Regions from separate parts of the Homo sapiens genome. Here regions 2 and 3 are each linked to region 1. Evidence: chromatin loops called from intact Hi-C (ENCODE). Cell type or tissue: Caco-2. All regions are shown on one strand. Links, peaks and the distances in the headings refer to the core of each region. The heading gives the core; the rest is flanking DNA.

Evidence for each region. A loop is a pair of places that touch in the nucleus more often than their neighbours do. Peaks named below come from ENCODE experiments on the same cell type or tissue, not always from the same donor. Only the 100,000 strongest peaks of a DNase experiment are listed, where the experiment ranks them.
Region 2: a loop joins it to region 1, with 6 times the contacts of the local background. A loop is called at or near these places in 1 of 110 quality-filtered maps.
Region 3: a loop joins it to region 1, with 2.5 times the contacts of the local background. A loop is called at or near these places in 1 of 110 quality-filtered maps.

Annotation. Positions count from the first base shown.
Region 1 is chr12:31,769,615-31,776,560 of GRCh38, forward strand. No RefSeq gene overlaps it. Among named protein-coding and RNA genes, the nearest start is that of H3-5, 19 kb to the right of the region's middle. In Caco-2, for the core only: no CTCF peak of the experiment used is centred there; DNase peaks (open chromatin) are centred at 3,277, 3,887 and 4,437.
Region 2 is chr12:31,850,634-31,857,579 of GRCh38, forward strand. No RefSeq gene overlaps it. Among named protein-coding and RNA genes, the nearest start is that of LINC02422, 33 kb to the right of the region's middle. In Caco-2, for the core only: no CTCF peak of the experiment used is centred there; a DNase peak (open chromatin) is centred at 3,618.
Region 3 is chr12:32,267,720-32,274,665 of GRCh38, forward strand. All of the region lies in intron 2 of BICD1 (BICD cargo adaptor 1), which reads left to right. Among named protein-coding and RNA genes, the nearest start is that of FGD4, 130 kb to the right of the region's middle. RefSeq lists a silencer at 3,743-3,943. In Caco-2, for the core only: no CTCF peak of the experiment used is centred there; DNase peaks (open chromatin) are centred at 3,352, 3,882 and 4,872.

The sequences.
Region 1 (6,946 bases), core at 1,089-6,088:
CTCCACCTCCCAGGTTCACACCATTCTCCTGCCTCAGCCTCCCGAGTAGCTGGGACTACAGGTACCCACCACCACGCTCAGCTAATTTTTTGTATTTTTAGTAGAGATGGGGTTTCACTGTGTTAGCCAGGATGGTCTTGGTCTCCTGACCTCGTGATCCACCCACCTCGGCCTCCCAAAGTGCTGGGATTACAGGCATGAGCCACCGCACCCAGCCAAAAATAATTCTTAATCTTAATTTCACATTGATAAAATGTATTTGAACAAAATTATTATACTTCTTTATTTTTTTCCTCTGAAATGGCCAAACTCTCTTGACTACTTGATAGACCACCAGCTGACTATTCTTTGAGCAAGGCTGTCCCAGAACTTTAAACATTCAGATGCCAGAGAGGCTACTACAGTTGGATCCAGTATCTGAACCCACATCTCTTTAGGACCACAAATTGTATTCTTATACCAGAGATTAAGTGGGATCTTATTAGAGAAATTCCTAATTCTTAATTCAATTAGTCAGTATTTGCTGGAAACCTATTATTTAATATTATCTGTTATACAGAGATTAGTGTATCCTGGCTGCTGTTCTCAAGAAGCTCACAAGCATGCTGAAGTTACTAAACTATATCCAATTACATAAAATAGGTTCTAAAGGCCCCAGCAACTATGGCAGTTGGTTAAAATAGATTTATTATAACACCCCGTGCCTAAGTATACATCTGAAAGGATACACACAACTTTTTATTTTTATTTTATTTTTTTGAGACAGGGTCTCACTCTGTCGACCAGGCTGGGGTGCAGTGGTGCAATGTCAGCTCCCTGCAGCCTCCACCTTCTGGGTTTAAGCAATTCTCCTGCCTCAGCCTCCTCAGTAGCTGGGACTACAGGTGTGTGCCACCACGCCTGGCTAGAATTATTAATAGCAATTACATCTGTTGGATGGGATTGCTAGAAAGGAGACAAGGGGAAGACTTTTACTTTTTTAAATATTTCAAATATGAAGATGGTGGGATCATGAAGGATTTTATTCATTTTTAGCATTTTTGTTTTTCAAATAAAAACATAGGAAAAAATCAAGAGTTTCAAACCAATACATAAAGTTATTTCTTCACATAATTAAAACAAATTATCATATACCACTTTCCTACCTCCCTTCATTGAATAGTACAAAACTTGGTACTCTGCTTTTATCTACTAGATATTCTGTATTTGCCTTGACCCTTGTTAAATGAAGTCTCCCTTTGTTTAGGAAAAATATACAGTATATCAAAGGATGAGATCACCAACCCAAAGCTATGCTGATTAGTCTTGTTGAACAAAGAAAATACAGGCTTTGGCTGGGTATGGTGGCTCATGCCTGTAATCCCAGCACTTTGGGAGGCTGAGGCAGGTGGATCATGAGGTCAGGAGATCGATACCATCCTGGCTAACACGGTGAAACCCCATCTCTACTAAAAATACAAAAAAATTAACTGAGTCTGGTGGCGGGCACCTGTAGTCCCAGCTACTCAGGAGGCTGAGGCAGGAGAATGGCGTGAACCCAGGAGGTAGAGCTTGCAGTGAGCCGAGATTGCACCACTGCACTCCAGCCTGGGCAACAGAGCGAGACTCCGTCTCAAAAAACATATAGGCTTTATGGGAAGGGTTTGTTATGGGGTGTATTGGTTACTGAGGCAGGAGTAGTTTGGAAAATCAGTCATAAAAGCATGGGTTACAGAAGTTCATTTTCTGTTACCTAGATGTGTTTGCTGAAGGAGCTATCACTGATCAATTACAACAGGTTTAAAACAAGCATTGGTGTTTAGTTGGTACCATGCTATAAAAATTTCAGTCTCGGCTGGGCACAGTGGCTCACACCTGTAATCCCAGTACTTTGGGAGGCTGTGGCGGGTGGATCACCTGAGGTCACGAGTTCAAAACCAGCCTGGCCAACATGGTGAAACCCCGTCTCTACCAAAAAATACTAAAATTACCTGGGCATGGTGGTACATGCCTGTAGTCCCAGCAACTCGGGAGGCTGAAGCAGGAGAATCGCTTGAACCCAGGAGGCGGAGGTTGCAGTGAGCCCAGATCACGCCACTGTACTCCAGCCTAGGTGACAGAGTGAGACTCTGTTTAAAAAAAAAAAAAATCAGTCTTTTTCTAGGTTTGTGGGGATTTTTTTTAAATTCTAAAAACGAAGGCCGGTCGCGGTGGCTCACGCCTATAATCCCAGCACTTTGGGAGGCCAAGGTGGGCGGATCATGAGGTCAGGAGATCGAGACCATCCTGGCTAACACAGTGAAACCCCATCTCTACTAAAAACACAAAAAAATTAGCCAGGTGTGGTGGTAGGCGCCTGTAGTCCCAGCTACTTGGGAGGCTGAGGCAGGAGAATGGCGTGAACCCGGGAGGTGGAGCTTGCAGTGAGCTGAGATAGCACCACTGCACTCCAGCCTGGGCAACAGAGTGAGACTCCATCTCAAAAAAAAAAAAAAAAAAAAAAAGTTCCATCTTTTTTTGCTTGGTCTTGATTTTAAAAACTAGAGGAATCTTGCACTGAAAATTTTAATTTCTTTTGACCTATCATAATTTTATATTAAAAGGTCATAATATAGTGTATTAATTTTCTCTTCCGCTGTAACAAATTACCACAAATTTAGTCACTTAACACAATACAAATTTATCATCTTATGATTCAGTATATTAGAAATCTGACACAGGTCTCACTAGACTAAAAACCAAGATACTGGAAGAGCTGAATTCCTTCTTGAGGCTCTAGGGAAGAATCTGTTTCCTTTCTTTTTCCAGCTTCTAGAGGTTACCCACATTCCTTGGCTCACAGCCCCTTTTCTCCTTCTTCAAAGCGAGCAACAAACGTTTCTCTGACCCTACTTCTGTTGTCATATCTCTTTCTCTGACAACCCCTTCGTCCTCCCTCTTTCAGTTGTAAGGACCTTTACAATTACCTTGAGCCTGCCTGGAGGATCAAGGATACTCTTCCTACCTTGAGGGCCTTAATTTAGTCACACCTGCAAAATCCCTCTTGCCATGTAAGTTAACATATTTGCAGGTCACAAGGATTAGGACACGAACATGTTTAGGGGACCTTTATTCTTCCTACCACACGTGGAAATTGAATTTATAAATATATCCGTTAGAATTGCACTTGACCGCTTAAACAAGTAAGGGATCTCTCTGTCTCCTATAGCAGGAAATCTGGGAACGGGAAGCTCAAGGCTGATTGTGATGGCCTCAACAATGCCAGCAAGGAAACTGACCCCTAGTGTCCTGATCACTACCATGCTTAGCAATGACTGCTGAGCCTCAGGCATCCTCACCGGTTCCAGGCAGGAAAAAAGAAATGGAAGAGGCAGTACCAGCAAAATTCAGCTTACATTTTGTTAGCCAGAATTGAGTCATGGGACCACCCCTAGCTACAAGGAAATCTGAGAAGGGAAGTTTTTAGCTTTCCTCCTTCTCTAAAGAAGGAAGGAAAATTGAAATAAGAGTTGGAATGAGTGACAGGTGAGCTAACCTACAGAATTGACTACAAGTAAGTGATTGAACAAACAACTTTAATAATCCAATTATTGAAGGGCAGGACTCAGGTGTAGGAATTTAGTGGACTATTTGCTATACATGTTACTCAATATCTGTTAGTCCTAAGATCAAAATTGATTTTTAAAAAAAAGACTCACAAGTCACAGTTTACTTAGCCTTAAAAGGTACACGGTAAACAATGCACACAGCTAAACAGCAGAGACCTTCTGATGTCTGGCAATGCTGGGTGCAGCTTCCATGCCCCTCCACCACACAGCATGCTCAGCTGCAAGAGGTGAGGCTGAAGCGTGTGCAGAAGACTTGACCTCTGGGCAGCCACCCTTTCCATTCTCTACCTATGTGTAGTCCATGCTTGCTGCATAGCCTCTGGGAGAAAGTGCTAAATCACATGCCTAACAGGGCAGCTGCAACTCATCAATCAGGGGTTTCACAATGAATGCTTCTGTAAGCCAGGGGCAATCTGACCTGCTAACATTCCAAGTTTATCTTGTATCAATACATTCTGGGGAGCAGAGTGGCAAGAAGGTAAATCTAAGGTCATATCCCCAGGGTCCCTGGGTCTGGGGCAAAAGTTTAGACCAGCCAAAAATTCCTTCCTTGGTGGGCTAATATATTTATCTTTCTTTCTTCCTCTTGAATTCAGAGTATCTTTCTTCCTCTTGAATTCAGAGTATCTTTCTTCCTCTTGAATTCAGAATCAATTGAGAGAAATACAGGAGTCAGGATAAGTGAGCATCAAAATATCACCTTAATAAAGTCAACTGGAAGATGTGGCCAAGTGGGCAGGCTCACACTTTCCCCAGACATCCCCGCCTGGTTGCTGGCACAGCTGAACAACACAGGCTTCTCAGCAAAGGCAGGGTCATAGGAAGCAGATCCACTCCCTGTAACACACAGGTCTAGAAAGGTGGAGGAAGGGCTGAGCTCAGTCTGTTCTTACTAACTCACATGTCTGACTGCTCACTCCTATTTCCCTGGGGAGGGGCGAATGAGGAACAGGGAGATACTCAGTGATTCTCAGCCAATCTCACAGTTCAAAGCCACCCAGGGAACCAATGTGCAGTGAGGTAGAAAGCCACTCACCTACCTGAAGTTGCTGCATCTGGAAACATAAGAGATGGAGATACTGTTCTTCCCCATAACTCAGAAGATTCATTTTAACTACGCTCTACTTTTCTCATAAATGGCAAATTTCCTCTGAGATAGTTTCCTTTTTTTATTTTTATTTTTGAGATGGAGTCTTGCTCTGTCGCCCAGGCTGGAGTGCAATGGCACGATCTCAGCTCATTGCAACCTCCGCCTCCTGGGTTCAAGCAGTTCTCCTGCCTCAGCCTCCCGAGTAGCTGGGATTACAGGTGCCTGCCACCACGCCTGGCTAATTTTTTGTATTTTTAGTAGAGAGAGGGTATCATCGTGTTAGCCAGGATGGTCTCCATCTCCTGACCTTGTGATCTGCCCGCCTCAGCCTCCCAAAGTGCTGGGATTACAGGCATGAGCCATCGTGCCCGGCCTTTCAATTCTTTTAATACAAAGCAAATGAAAACACCTGTTTTCAATTTCTTTTACCAGTCAGGCTATCTTTTGGAACCTAAGACAGTTTGCCTCTAGGTTTCTGCTAGCACTCTTGTTTGAGGGCATTCCCTGGAGTCATAAAGGGCAGTTCTTTGGGAAGAAGGGATGGGAAGAAAAAATAATGTCAGTTCATAAAATAATCTTCAGACATTCTTATTTATAAATGCCATCATCAATAGAGTTTTCATTTTTCCTTTGCTCAACAAAAAGCTATCAAGTATCTTGAGTAGCTGTTTTTTGTTTTTTGTTTTAATAGTTATGACAGGGACCAGCACGGTGGCTCAAGCCTGTAATCCCAGCACTTTGGGAGGCTGAGGTGGGCAGATCGCCTGAGGTCGGGAGTTCGAGACCAGCCTGGCCAACATGGAGAAACCCTGTCTCTACTAAAAATACAAAATTTAGCCAGATTTGGTGTTGCATGCCTGTCATCCCAGCTACTTGGGAGGCTAAGGCAGGAGAACTGCTTGAACCCGGTAGGCGGAGGTTGAAATGAGCTGAGATTGTGCCATTGCACTCCAGCCTGGGCGACAGAGCAAGACATCCCAGCTACTTGGGAGTCTGTGGCAGGAGAATTGCTTGACTCGGGAGGCAAAGATTGCAGTAAGCTGAGATCACACCACTGCACTCCAGCCTGGGAGTCGGAGGGAGACTCTGTCCCAGATTTAAAAAAAAAAAAAAAAAAAGGCTATGGTAATGACCTGTCTCCCTCTTGCTTAAGTTTTTTCTTTCTTTCTTTCTTTCTTTCTTTCTTTCTTTCTTTCTTTCTTTCTTTCTTTCTTTCTTTCTTTTTTAATCTATCTTTCTTTCTTTCTCTCTCTCTCTCTCTCTTTATATTTTTATTTTCCAGAGTCTCCAACCCAGGTTGGAGTGCAGTGGTGTGATTATAGCTCACTGCAGCCTCAACCTCCTGGGATCGGGATCAAGGGATGCTCCCACCTCAGCTTCCCGAGGAGCTGGAACTACAGGTGCACACCACCATGCCCAGCTAATTTTTTATTTTTTATAGAGACGGGGGTCTCCCTATGTTGCCCAGGCTAGTCTTCAACTCCTGGGCTCAAGCAATCCTCCAGCCTCAGCTTCCCAAAGCGTTGGGATTACAGATGTAAACCACTGCACCTGGCCTGAGTTTTCAGTAAACCAAATAATTAATGTAATTCTGACTGTATTAGAACCTAAAGCACATTTTCTGGCTATGGGTCCCCAAGCAGAGCAGGAGGCCTGACCAGTTCATGGATTCCCTGCACCGGGTCTGGCAGAAAGTCACAGAACTCGTTGTATTAGGTCTCCCCTCAGGTACTTGAAGATACAGTCTTCATATCTCTTCAATATTCCAGGGGAGGGGACCCTACTTGTTTTCAAGATACTGACTTTTCATGTTAATAGCAATGCTCCCATAGATATTATATTGCATCCCAGAACTTTTCAAATCTGTAGTTCCACCTAAAATTTTATCTAGTGAATTGTTACTTACTGCCTAGGTGCCAACCAGTACAGCAGTGCGTCTTCATCTTACTTAGACTTCAGAGCCTCCCACTGGCTGTAATGGATGAGCATGCACCCAAGCTCCCCTTCCACCACTCTGCTTGCTGGCATATGAGAGTGCTCTCCTCTGCAGGGTCCTGAATCTTGATTCTCATTGGCTACTAATATGTAATGGCTTTTGCTCAGTGCTGTTGTGACAATCACCCTGTTGGCCTTCTGTGTCTAGGAAGAATTACAGTCACTACCCTAACGAGCTCAGAGTCTCAATTTGCAGAAGGCCTGTCATTGAACATAAAATGAATTTTGAGCCATTGAGAAGACTTTCTGCTTTTCTTGAGCCAGTGGTTGAACA
Region 2 (6,946 bases), core at 1,295-6,294, 81 kb after region 1:
CAATTGGAAAAACTGGTTATTTTACCAAGGCTTTAACTGGAATGGTGTGTTTTCCTTTAAGGAATTAAATTTAACTTATAGGGCCAATACAAGTCCCTTGGGAGAACTGGCCTCATACCTTGCCTACACAGTCCCTGCACAGGGTTTCTGACCTGTGATAAGTAAAGAATGTCACTTTCTAACAGGCCCAGAAGCCCCAGGTTATCTTGGAACCTCAAGAGGAGAGGAATTTACCTAGCTCATAGGTATTTAAGCATACAAACCAATGGCAGGGCTCGGATCTAAAAAAATCTTATCTAAGATTCCTTCTATGGAACAGAGTTCCAATTTACAAAAAGCTTATGTGAAAAATAATTATTCTTGCTACACTTTATGCAAACAATCAGGCCAAGTATAATAAAGCAAGTTGGTGTTACCATAATTTGTCTTTAATAAAAATGGGAAACTGGAGACAGAAAACTTAATGTTTCAAGAACTGTGGTACACTTGTTATTAAATTCTAGTCTCATCAGTTGCTTTAAATTTTTTTTCCCTGCAAATTAAACTGACTCTGCTTATTCCTGTAAATCAACCAGTAATCTCTAACTGCTGCTCAAAAGAAATGAGAGGATGGGTAATGTCAAAATCTGAATCAATATCTAATTCTGGGCACATACTGGAATCATCTAGCAACCCCCTATCAGCTTGGTTCTAACACTTGCCCAGTTGATAGAAAGCCTTCTAACTTAGTTAAGTTGGGATAATTTTGCTTATGTTGTTTTAGTGTGGTGAAATATATTGCTGTTGTACTCTTTGTATAGCAATGCAAAATAAGCTTACTCAATGTTTTCTTAAACACTTATTAATCTTCCAAATATCACCTTTTGTTGGAACTCAAAAGTTATAAATGGCCCTCAACATACCAATGCTTTCTTTCTTTCTTTCTTTTTTTGAGACAAAAATCTCACTCTGTCACACAGGCTGGAGTGCAGTGGAGCGATATTAACTCACTGCAACCTCCGCCTCCTTGGTTCAAGTGATTCTCGTGCCTCTTCCTCCTGAATAGCTAGGATTACAGACACCCGCCACCACGCCTGGCTAATTTTTGTATTTTTAGTAGAGTCGGGGTTTCACCACGTTGGCCAGGTTGGTCTCAAACTCCTGACCTCAGGTGATCTGCCCACCTCGGCCTCCCAAAGTGCTGGGATTACAGGCGTGAGTCACTGCGCCCAGGCCAATGCTTTCTAACTAAGCTCCTCTCTACCGTAAACACAAAAGACCCTAATAGTTAGGCAGGAATATCATTGCCCCTATTCAGCATAAAGAAGTTACAGAAAATGGATCTTTGTCCCTCTGCAGCCCTTAGGATTAAGGGTTCTCTTATAAAAGGAAGGTGGGAAATGTCAGAGGCATTGGAACCAGAGCAACTCCATCTTGAAAAGGGGCTGGGTGAAATAAGGCTGAGACCTACTGGGTGGCATTCCCAGACAGTTAAGGCATTCTGATTCATAGGATGAGATAGGAGGTCAGCACAAAATACAGTTCATAATGACCTTGCTGATAAAACAAGTTATAGTAAAGAAGCCAGCTAAAACCCACCAAAACCAAGATGGTACCAAGAGTGACCTCTGGTCATCCTCACTGCTACACTCCCACCAGTGCCATGACAACTTACAAATGCCATGACAACGTCAGAAAGTTATTATATATGGTCTAAAAATGAGAGGCATGAATAACCCACCCCTTGTTTAGCATATTAAGAAATAGCCATAAAAATGGGCAACCAGCAGCCCTTGGGGCTGCTGTCTATAGAGTACCCATTCTTTCACTCCTTTACTTTCTTAATACATTGTTCTCACTTTAATTTACAGACTCGCCCTGAGTTCTTTCTTGCACGAGATCCAAGAACCTTCTCTTGGAGTCAGGATCAGGACCCCTTTCCAGTAACAAAAGTAGATTAGAGATTATCAGAGGTTGGGGAGTTATTGCTTAATAATTAGAGTTTATTTTGGGCATGTTGAAGTTTCAGAAGTAAATAGTGGTGGTGGCTGCTCAACATTGTGAATATCATTCATTAATACCACTAAGCTATACACTTAAAAAAGCCAAGATGGCAAACTTTATGTTATACATACTTTACCACAATTTGTAAATGAATAACGAATTAGCCAAAATATATTGAAATGGGTGAATTGTATTGCATGTGAATTATATCTTGACATAGTTGTTAGGGACAAAAAGGGCATTCACAATTTCAACCTTGCTGAAAAGACAGAATTCTGCAGTGCTAGTAAGAAGAGTTAGGACACGGGATAAGATTGACATGCAATTATTTAGTAAGTGTATGCAAGCTTAAAATCCAAAAAATAATAAAGGAAACGCGAAGCCAGTAATTGAGGACAGAGCCACTAGTCTCCTACTTTTCATGTTTTGCTATTCAATACTTGCTACGAGAAAGACTATTTGGCTAACTTCCTAGAACTTGTAACATTGTCAGTGCCCAGCTACCTTAATATTCCAGGGAGCATTGCTGACACTGTTTTGGCTTTTGCATGATGAGTAATTATAATGCTATAAGAGAGGCAAGCCTGAGTCCTGGGATTACCCCTTTACCTCTATTTAGGTTTATCTATTCCATTCCAGTAATAGTTACTCACCGCTATTTTAAAAAAGAAAAGAGGCTTTTTGACATCAGCTGTTGCTATTCTATATGTTATCTTCTTTCTGTAAGGGAAGGTACCCTTATCACCATTCTGGATCTGAGCCTGAAATCTGGCCACCTTTTCTTCATTCATGCTGATAGTGAACCTGAAGCAGGAGGCTTTTTCAACACTAGCAAGTGGCAACAGCAAAATGGCAGCTCTGATGAAGACAGAGAATGGACCATTGGCAGTTAGTTTTTAGAAAATGAGTTTCTAGATTCTCAACTTCTGTCTATGCTTTTTCTTAAAAGAGATCTTCTATCATGCTAGCTCTCAGATGTTACCCAGTCCTACTCTTCCAGCTCCCCATTTATATCCAAGCTCCTGCTACTGATATACACCCACTATGGTGCATTGCTTATGGGAGGAGGAACCTCCAGGGCTCCAGGAAAGATACATTTCTAAATATCAGTGCTGGCCAGTGAGGAAGTGGATGACTCTGATGATGGAGTAATGCATCTTTTGCAAGTTAGATGTTTCCCAATTCTTTGCTTTCAACAAAATTGAAAGAGAGCTGAGAAAGTTGACATACCAAATTTCATTAAAAATCAACTTTTGATAATCAGTAACTATGTGGGTTTTGGCATATACTTCAGAAAGAGTTCAAATAATTGAATGAAATCACTATAATAAAACCCCTTCTATTCCATTCTACCTATTTATGCTACAAGGAGTCCAATAAAAACAAATCCATACTTAGATAAAGAAAGGCCTTTTTCAAAAAGACTTATGTAATGGGGGTGGCAGGGGGAAAGCTATTGTGAAAGAATACTCCACTGGAGCAAACAAGGTTAGAAGGAACAGAGTATGGGGGAAATGGAATCAGAGAGTGGCACATTGGACAATTTTTCTTTGCAGTCAGCCAATTCTGGAAGGGTCATTAAGGAGGTTGTTCCACATTCCAATGCTTGTTTAAACTCAACAGTAGGCCAAAGTTCAGGGGCCTCAGGGGAAAAGAGAAGCCTAACTAGAGTTTGGTCAGGTCAGATTAGCAGGTATTTTGTCCAGACTGGTCAGTGCAAACAGTTCATCTAATCATTTATGAGATAAAATAATGGGAATTTGGAGAGCCTGTGTTGTCTTTGTCTTAGGTAAACAAGGGGGTCGTCATCCATTGGTCTTATCTAAATCATATAGGGAAGGGTGGATTTTTGCAGTAAGCCATTTTCAGGACCGCAAAAGAGTGGAGGGATTTTTAAACTATTGCTATTTTCCAGGAGTATGATGCTCAGGTAAAGTTCAACATTGCCAACCTTTTTGTTTGTTTGTTTGTTTGTTTGTTTTTGAGATGGAGTTTCGCTCTGTCGCCCAGGCTGGAGTGCAATGGTGCGATCTCAGCTCACAGCAACCTCCGCCTCCCAGGTTCAAGTGATTCTCCTGCCTCAGGCTCCCGAGCAGATAGGATTACAGGTGTCTGCCACCACGCCCAGCTAATTTTCTGTATTTTTAGTAGAGATGGAGTTTCACTATGTTGGCCAGGCTGGTCTCGAACTCCTGACCTCAGGTGATTCACCTGCCTCGGCCTCCCAAAGTGCTAGGATTACAGGCGTGAGCCACCACGCCTGGTCCCATTGCCAAAGGTTTACATGGATTTGATGCTGAACCCTGTGCATTTTATTAAAAAGTCATGAGCATCCATACGACATCCATTTCACTAAAATAAGTATTTCCAGTAATGTTTTACTTCCATATTGGAGCACCCACTAACTCAGCTATTAGTGTTAAGTTCAGGAATGACAGAAGGACTCATTAGATACAATTTGTTTCCATAATATAGATGCTTATTCCATGCAAACTGCTTCATTATGCAGAATCCACAATTACATTTTTGGCATCCTGATCATTTTATCTAAGGATCCAAGATCACAAGGATTTCTTAAGCAGTTGCTGTTATTTTTCAACAAAATTACTCAACTTCTTTATACTATAATGCTTGTCCTCTGTAACGCCTTGCATGCCCCTATTGGGATCTGGGCTAGTTTGATTAAGGAGGGATCTCAGTGGGATGGCAGTGTGATTTAACTATGTTGTCCCTCCCTTTCCCTCACAGGTACTAGGGAAGCTATGAAGATCAGATTTTGCTAGGCTTAGAGCTCTTGGCTTTCCTTTCCCTTCTCTTTGTCAATGCTTTCATTTCCAAAAAAGCCATAAGAAACGAACATGGGATAGTATTTCTAGCTTTTCCCTGCACTGCTTGCTTCTCTTTTTTCAACCCATTTAATCAGTTCTTAGTGAATTAGATCAATGTTTTTTTAAATTTCACTGATAAGAGCAATTCTTGGATGGAGTCATATCAAACAACATGATGGTTAAGCAATCTTTCAGGCATCAAAATTATTTGTTCCCTATTCATCTTCTTACAACATAAGGGTTTTTTGCCTCTACGGGGTCAGAGGTCTTCGTATCAATTGCCACTTTATTTTTAATTTAATTTTTCTTTTTCATCACTCCCAAAGCACCGGAATCAATCGCCACTTTTGATACAAACCTGGATTGATGGAAAGACTAACAAAACAACGCAGTTTCTTTTTTCTTTTCTGAGATGGAGTTTCACTCTTGTTGCCCAGGCTGGAGCGCAATGGTACAAACTCGGCTCACTGCAACCTCCACCTCCCGGGTTCAAGCAATTTTCCTGCCTCAGTCTCCCAAGTAGCTAGGATTACAGGCGCCCGCCACCATGCCTGGCTTGTATTTTTAGTAGAGACAGGGTTTTGCCATGTTGCCCAGGCTGGTCTCGATCTCCTGACCTCAGGTGATCCACCAGCCTCAACCTCCCAAAGTGCTGGGATTACAGGCATGAGCCACTGCGCCCAGATCAAAACGACACAGTTTCAATACCAGTTTACTTATTTTATTCAAAGGATGCAGGACAGGTAGTTCAGCATCCAAGCAAGCACTGCTTTGAGCAAAAGGCCTTGCAATATCCCAGGCACAGTTTCCAAGCTTATCATTTCATGGGTCATGCTCAGTTACAAGGGATGAAGGTAAAGCAAGATGGACCACCTTGGCACTGGGAAGCTCTTCTACTATCTGCTCTTTGACTTTTTATAACTTATTAGTCATATCATTCCTCAGGGTGTGTATAACTTAATAAATAACTTTTTTTTTTTTTGAGACAGAGTCTCACTCTGTTGCCCAGGATGGAGTGCAATGGCCCGATCTTGGCTCACTGCAAGCTCCACCTCCCGAGTTCAAGCAATTCTCCTGCCTCAGCCTCCTGAGTAGCTGGGATTACAAGTTCATGCCACCATGCCCAGCTAATTTTTGTATTTCTAGTAGAGACGGGGTTTCACCATGTTGGCCAGGATGGTCTCAAACTCATGACCTCATGATCTGCCTGCCTCGGCCTCCCAAGTTGCTGGGATTACAGGCGTGAGCCATCACGCCCGGCCATAAATAACATTCTTTGGGAGCAGCTGTAGCACCTCAATGAAAGGTTATACAACAAATAGCCCCAACAACCAGATACACTTCAGGTGGAAAAAGCATGGTCCACACAACATTCTACACTTACCGTAACTTAGTACATTTTGAGAACTAATTTTGCAAGAAAGTAAATTCAGGGTCAGCTTCCCAGGTGTCCCTGGACCTGGACCAAGAGTTTCAATTCTCTGAGAATTGTTTCTCTTACAATGCTTAACAATTATTTTTTAAAAGTGTATTTACTTTTTGTGATTGTTTGTTTATTACTAATAACTGTAGTGATCATTTAATCCAGAAGAAACATTGACCACTTAGAACTTTAAGATCGGCTGGGTGCGGTGGCTCACGCCTGTAATCCCAGCACTTTGGGAGGCCGAGGCGGGCGGATCACGAGGTCAGGAGATCGAGACCATCCTGGCGAACACTGTGAAACCCCATCTCTACTGAAAATACAAAAAGTTAGCTGGGCATGGTGGCGGGTGCCTGTAGTCCCAGCTACTTGGGAGGCTGAGGCAGGAGAATGGCGTGAACCCAGGAAGCGGAGCTTGCAGTGAGTGGAGATCACACCACTGCACTCCAGCCTGGGCAAGAGAGCGAGACTCTGCCTCAAAAAAAAAAAAAAAAAGAACTTTAAGATGACAGGAAATAAAAACAATTTAAAATAATTTCAATTCTTAGACACATTTTTGCTCAGAGAAATATGATAAGATGATTAATAAAAGACTTTTGAACACATATTAAAATCAAATTTTGTGAGGAAAAGGAATGAAAAATTTTTCAAAGATAAAATAAATTATATAAAATGTCTGTCTATTGAAGAAGAGTGTTATTTTCTCTCTTGT
Region 3 (6,946 bases), core at 858-5,857, 500 kb after region 1:
GACATTTTTGTTGTTAATTAACTTTTATTACCAGTGAATCTGTTTCTAGGCTCTCTATTTTGTTTCATTGTCTGACTATCCTTTTTAAAATAAGTTTTTTTAGAGACAGGGTCTAACTCTGTTGCCCAGGCTGGAGTGCAGTGGCACAATCATGGCTCACTACACCCTCTAACTCCTGGGCTCAAGTGATCCGCCGCAGCCTCCTGAGTCACTGGGACTACAGGCATGGGCCATCACTTCTGGCTAATTTAAAAAGTGTTTTTTTTGAAGAAATGGTGTCTTACTGTGTAGCCCAGACTGGCCTCAAACTCCTGGCCTTCCTCCCACCTCAGTGTCCCAAAGCACTGGGATTACAGGTGTGAGCCACTGCACCCAGCCTATCCTATTTATTTTTATTTACCATTATTTATTTTTAATTGCTGGACAGTTTGACAAGTCCAGTTTGAGCTAGTTATGTATCACATCCCATTTGCAAGGGTTGTTTGTCTTGTTCAAAGGACAATGAGTACAACCAATGTCAACAGAAGTTGTTTTTCTTCCTTCGAAGAGAAGGGATGCGCCAGGATGGAGAGTGCCTGCATTCCTGCCCATCAGGGTACTATGGACACTGAGCCCCAGATATGAACAGATGTGCAACTTCTCTCGGAGAAAACAAAATAAAAAATACGTCATTGGTCCATGTTCAACTGCCCATCGTAAAAAAGAAATACATCATTGGATAAGCAACTTCATTCAAAAGTCAGTGCCACAGCAAGCAAGAAATTAGAAGCTTGTAAAAATAAGATGGAATTTTGAGCTGGGCACGGTCGCTCATGCCTGTAATCTTAGCGCTTTGGGAGGCCAAGGCAGGTGGATCACTTGAGGTCAGGAATTCAAGACCAGCTTAGCCAACATGGCGAAACCCCGTCTCTACTAAAAATACAAAAATTAGCCAGGTGAGGTGGTGAGTGCCTGTAATCCCAGCTACTTGGGAGGCTGAGGCAGAAGAATCACTTGAACCCAGGAGGCGGAGGTTGCAGTGAGCCAAGATCGCGCCACTGCACTCCAGCCTGGGTGACAATAAAAATAAATAAATGAAATGAAAATAAAATAAGGTGGAATTTTCACCCATTGACAAAAAGTTAATAATTATTATTGTATCTAATTTCTGGACATTGAATAGCTCATAAGCCAACCTACTTATGAGCATCTGTTTTCTGGATGAGCTTCAACCGTTGCAAGTGGATTTTTCTTCTTTGGACTACTTGTCAAACTGTAGTGTGAATCAGAGGAGTTTAATACAGATTGCTGAAGTTTTTGATTTGTAGGTCTGGGATGGGACTTGAGAATTTGCTTTTTTCCAAGTTCCCATGTGATGTTGATACTGCTGGTTCTGGGACCACATTTTGAGAAACTTTGTTGTCAATAATGTGCCCACAGCTGCATTATTTTTTTTTTATTTTCCCAAGAATTAATGTCATCAGATTTAAATAGTAGTATATATTAATACTGAATGACAAGTTAGAAAGATAGATTTGTTTAAAAGATAATATTGGAAATAGGCACATGAATATTTTGAACTTAAAATAAATGTTTCAGTGATTTTTATTAAAGTAATATGAATATTGTCCTCCAAAACTTTGATGATAGAGTTTTGTTTCTTTAATGTGAATTACTTTCTTACATTGTGAAAACTTAGAGCATATTCTTCCTCAGGCCTAAGTACTGTATAGGAACTATTAAGTGAGAACTTTAACAGTAATTCTCCATATGCAAAAAAGCATTTTTACTAGTCTGTACTTAACAACTTGCAAATTTGCTTTTATCCAAAAGGAAGAGAATTAGAGAAATGATTTTAGTAAGAAATGCTAAAATCAAAAAGATAGGTAAATATTTAAGGAATCATTGTAGTATTCCCAACAGTTTTATAGATGAAATTTTAAGTTCTCTGGGTTATAACTTGCTTTCTGATGCCATTATAAACCTGATGGCTGAGACACTGGTCGATCACCCATTAGGAATATATGCTAAAATTGTTGCTTTCAGTTTTTAAAATATGGCTTAATTTTATGTTTGCTTAAAATTGGTTTGTTTTGGCCTGGTAATATCTCGGGTCCCACACATATGATCATTCACAATTATCATATCGGGCTGAGCAGGGTGGCTCACGCTTGTAATCCCAGCACTTTGGAAGGCCGAGGTAGACAGATCACATGAGTTTGGGCCCAGCCTGGCCAACGTAGCAAAACCCCATCTCTACTAACAATAAAAAAATTAGCCAGGCGTGGTGGCACGTACCTATAGTCCCAGCTACTCGGGAGGCCGAGGCAGGAGAATTGCTGAACCCAGGAGGCGGATGTTGCAGTGAGCCAAGATGGCACCACTGCTCTCCAGCCTGAGCGACAAAGCCAGACTCCCTCTAAAAAAAAAAAAAAAAATTATTATTATTTAGTTTTATCTTCTCTATCTGTTAATGAGAGAGACTAAAATAATGATGAAGAAAACATTTTAATATGGTATATGAATAGTAATAAAATAATATAATAAGATGTATCTCCAAAATCTGAATCTAATGGTACTATATTCGTATTATAGCTGATTCTTTACAAAAAGCAGTCTTGGCTTACTGGAAAATTCACATTTTAAAAGTCGATCAGTTTCATTTTTTCTGGAGAATGTTAGCTTTACTGAAAGTATAAAAGTTTCGTTGTTGTAGACACCAGGTCCTAATAAAAACAAGTAAAAGAAGAAAAAGTTTGTTATGGGTGGAACTGATTAAGTGAGGTACCACTGAAGAATTAAAGATATCTCACACATACTTTGATTAATTAAATGGTGAATAAGAACTTGTTTTAATCTCATTATTCAAGTCACTAAAATGTTAAACAGGTAAGACAAAAAGGCAATTATTACAAGTTTTTACGTAAAACTATGATAAGATTTTTTAAAAAGTGAAACACCACCCATACACACTGAATTCATTTGGCTGGTATTGATTCTGAATATGTATTTTATAATATTTCATTGGCCTTGACCCACAAACTAAACACAGACATTTTCTCAATTAGTCATTTTCAGGTTTATTGCCTAAGATGCTAATTGAAATTCAGGGCAGGCAAAAATACATCATTGGCCTTTGTATATCTTTGAAAGGCCTTCTGATGGGACCTTGCTCCGTATAAAGGCTTCTCTTCTCTGCAAACTGAAAGGGACCCTGTGTGTGAAGTGTGTTCAGTGGGGTCTTCAAGGAACAACATAGAGAGCAGCCGCTGGCCAGCCGGAAGCCACCATGCGCTGTCCTCAACAGAGCAGCTCCAGGCTGTATGACCCCCAGGCAATTAGGCACCAAAAGAAGATGCTCACACTTTCCAAAATTCTTTCCCAGGGCTGGGGGAAGGGAGCCAGACTTGGAGCCCCTATGTGGAACTTAGTCTCCAAGGAAAGAAAGCATGTTCTCATCCTACAAACACTCCATTTTCTCCCTGAATTAGTGTCCTTTCTTTGAACCAGATGAGACTTCGCTCAGAGCTGGAGGCTATGGCCCCTTAGTTCTGTTTCCACAGTGCTTCCAGCCCTCTCCCCAGTTTGGAGGCCCCCAAAATGAGGCGCTTATCTCTTTGATTTTGTGAAAGAAAATGCACAGTTCGTCTATTTGGGGCTTCTGAAAGATGTTAGGCCCTGAAGAAGGTTGACTGGGAGACTGAGTGGGGAGTGACAGACCATGACCTTAATTACTGACCTTTTGTTATAGATTAACTTCCTTCCTATTTTATTGTTCCTGGCCCAGACCAGATAGCACTTGAGATAAAAGATCCCTTGATTATTACATCCTTAATGTGGAATGTTAAATACTCCCTTCCCCCAAGGAATCACTGCCTAAAACCAGTCAGATTGCTGCGACTGTGCACTAACCTTGTGTGGAAAATGCTGTCATCCTGTTAAGCTTCCCCATACCGTGCCTGTATAAACAATCCTCAAACCTCGCTGCTTCAGAGCACTAACCCCATCTTTTTGGAGTCCTCCTGGGTGACCCTCCTCAAACTTTGTGCTCAGTATTTTAATCCTATTGCCTGGATCTCGATTTAAAGTTGATAATTTTCAGAGAATTCTTCATTTTCTCTTTGCATATTTTATTGTTTCCTTTCCATCTGTTTTTCTTTTACTTACTGCCTGAAGCCAAGAGACAATGTCAAGGTGTCTTAGTGAAAGGAGCTCATACTTAAGGGTTCCTGGGTCAAAACCTACATCTCTCATTTCTTAGCTCTATGATCTACCTGTTTCCTTAATCTCTCTGGGCCTCAGTTTACCCATTATTGTAGTAAAACATGTACTACAAGTTACTTTTTATTTAACTACTTATGCCATATTTAATTCCCAACCACTAATATTACATATTAGTTATATATTGTTAAATCATAATGTTCTTTCACTATTTCTTTTATGACTGAGAAATTTCTTTTCAATGTATAAATCATATACATGTTGCTCCTGGACAAAACTGAGGGTCAGGCTGCTACTTCTCCTGGCCCAATAATGAGATGCAGACAAACTGGGGAAGAGAGGTTTTATTTTTGCATTTGGTTACAGGGAGAAGGCCTAGAAATTGTCACCACACCAACTCAAAATTACAAAGTTTTCCAGAGCTTATAAACCTTCCAAGCTGTATGTCTACATATAAGTGTGCATTCATCTAAAGACATAAGTGATTAACTTCTTTTAATCTATAACTAAGATCTGAGTCCTGAAGACCTTTCTCTGGAGCCTCAGTAAATTTACTTAATCTAAATGGGTCCAGGTGCTAGGGTGATTACCCTTATCTTGTCTCCTGCTAAATCACAGAGGTTTGGGGAGTTCCTTCAGACCTCCAATAAACTTGTGTGTGGAGGCCTGGGGAATTTCTTCAGACTGACAATAAAACTTGTTTATTCCAGTCTGGCCAACATGGTGAAACCCTGTCTCTACTAAAAATACCAAAAAGTTAGCTGGGCGTGGTGACGTGCACCTGTAATCTCAGCTACTAGTGAGACCTGGCCTGCCACAATGTGGTTAAGGAAACATATTAAAACATTTTTAAAAATCAAGATTTTCCATTTCAATGGCCTTGTAATTGATTGAAAAGTTTATTTTGAGTCACATGGTGTTCTAGACTCTTGTGGAGGGTTTAGATTGGAAAATAAGTAATGACAGTGAAGCAGTTGTTATGTTCGTATAAAAGAAAGAAAAGAAAAACCCACAGGACTTTATTTGGTTTTAAAAGTCTATCTGCAAAGATATAGTTTATAGGAAAATTCAATTCCAAATGTTTCTCATTGCTCTGGAGTGTGTGAAGAAGAGGCCTAAGAATATTCTTAGGAAGGCAAAAACTTTCAGATGCAGTTCATATGCTTGACACCTCTGTTTCACTTTTGGCTGACTTGTGTAGTCTGATTTTTGGTCACTGACAGGCTCAGCATCATGAGTGTGCAAGACGTAAGGGAGGCAGGACCTTGTCTTTTCAATGGTGTCTTCCTGGGTGGCTGCCAGAATTCATCATTATTGCACTCTACTCTCATAGCCTCGATTTCTGTTTTTGTTTGCTTTTACTGAAATTGGAGTAGTGACACAGAGTCAGATCATTGAAAAGACTCACAAGATTCCAAAGGGTATACTGGTAGAGTATAAACTGGAGGATAAGGTACAGCGGGAGAAAGCAAGTACCAGCAGACACAGAGGGGGCTGAGACTCCTGCAAGCAGCGCCTTTCCTCAGGCTCACTGGATGTGCTCTGTGTTTGGGTGTGAACCACCAAGATGCATGCATGATATCTGTTTTCAGGGAAGCCAAGATACAAGTGTACAGAAAAGCCATTATACCCCCGTCACATTGCTGAAACTGGATGATTAAACCACGTACCAAGCGGTGTCTAAATTTCAGTAATAATGATCAGCTAGTAGAGGGTGCCTCAAGGCAGTTTCAGACTTTAAATAACATAGTAGAAATCACTAGCTAGTCCATTTCATCCTTATCATTGTTGCAGAACTTTCTCCTTAGTTCAGCTAAAACCGGGTTCTTGTCACACAACCGGAAAAGATTAGGCTCAGGGACACATAGAAGGGTGAGGGGCAGAATTTATTGGGTGAAAAGGAAAAAGGAAAAAGAACTCTCAGCAAAGCGAGAGGGAGTCTTGCCAACAGGCCCTCCACCTCACAGACTGAACACCAGGCCACCACACAGGAACTGAAGAGGCCAGGCTCCTCCCCGCTGAACAAGCGTAAACTTCTCTTGGCTCCACCCTCTTCCCCCAGTGTGCAGGTGGGCATTATTCAGAGAGAATCAGCTGAGAAAGGGCAGGCTTTATCCGGGACCAGCAGTCCAGTTCTTCAGCCTTCAGGCTCTTTTAGGCTTGAAGGCAGGGTTTCGTGGGGGACCTTGGTAAGAAGAGTTCTTTTCGACACTTTAATGTAGATTGTAAGAGGTAGAAAAAAATTGATCACATTTAACATATAGTTACTTAAAAACACATCTTTGAGTTTTCTAGACTTCTAATATGATTGTAGAAAATCAGCGTGGCAGCCAACTTAAGACAGATCAATACCTCGAAGTCTGTAACTTTAATAAGAACATCAGAACTGAAATTCTATATTAGTTACCCTATTGTACTCACAGTCATGGAATACAGAACAGGAAAGATTCTGGAAACACATTTTGATAGTCAGGGTCACAGATATTGCTCTGTTTCAGTAACCAGGTTTTCTACTTATGAAAGTTATTTAAAAGGCAATGAATATTCAAAATGTGAGCAGCTATTGCTACCATTAGCTCCAGAATCAGTTCTGAAGAATTTGTAGGAAGTCATCTTGAAAATAATAAAGCAATATATTTTTCAGAAATAGTATCCACTAAATCATAATCTGAGGCCACTTTACTGAGGCGTTTATATTTATATTTATATTAATTTGTTATTTTACACAGAAAGGGAAACTATGACC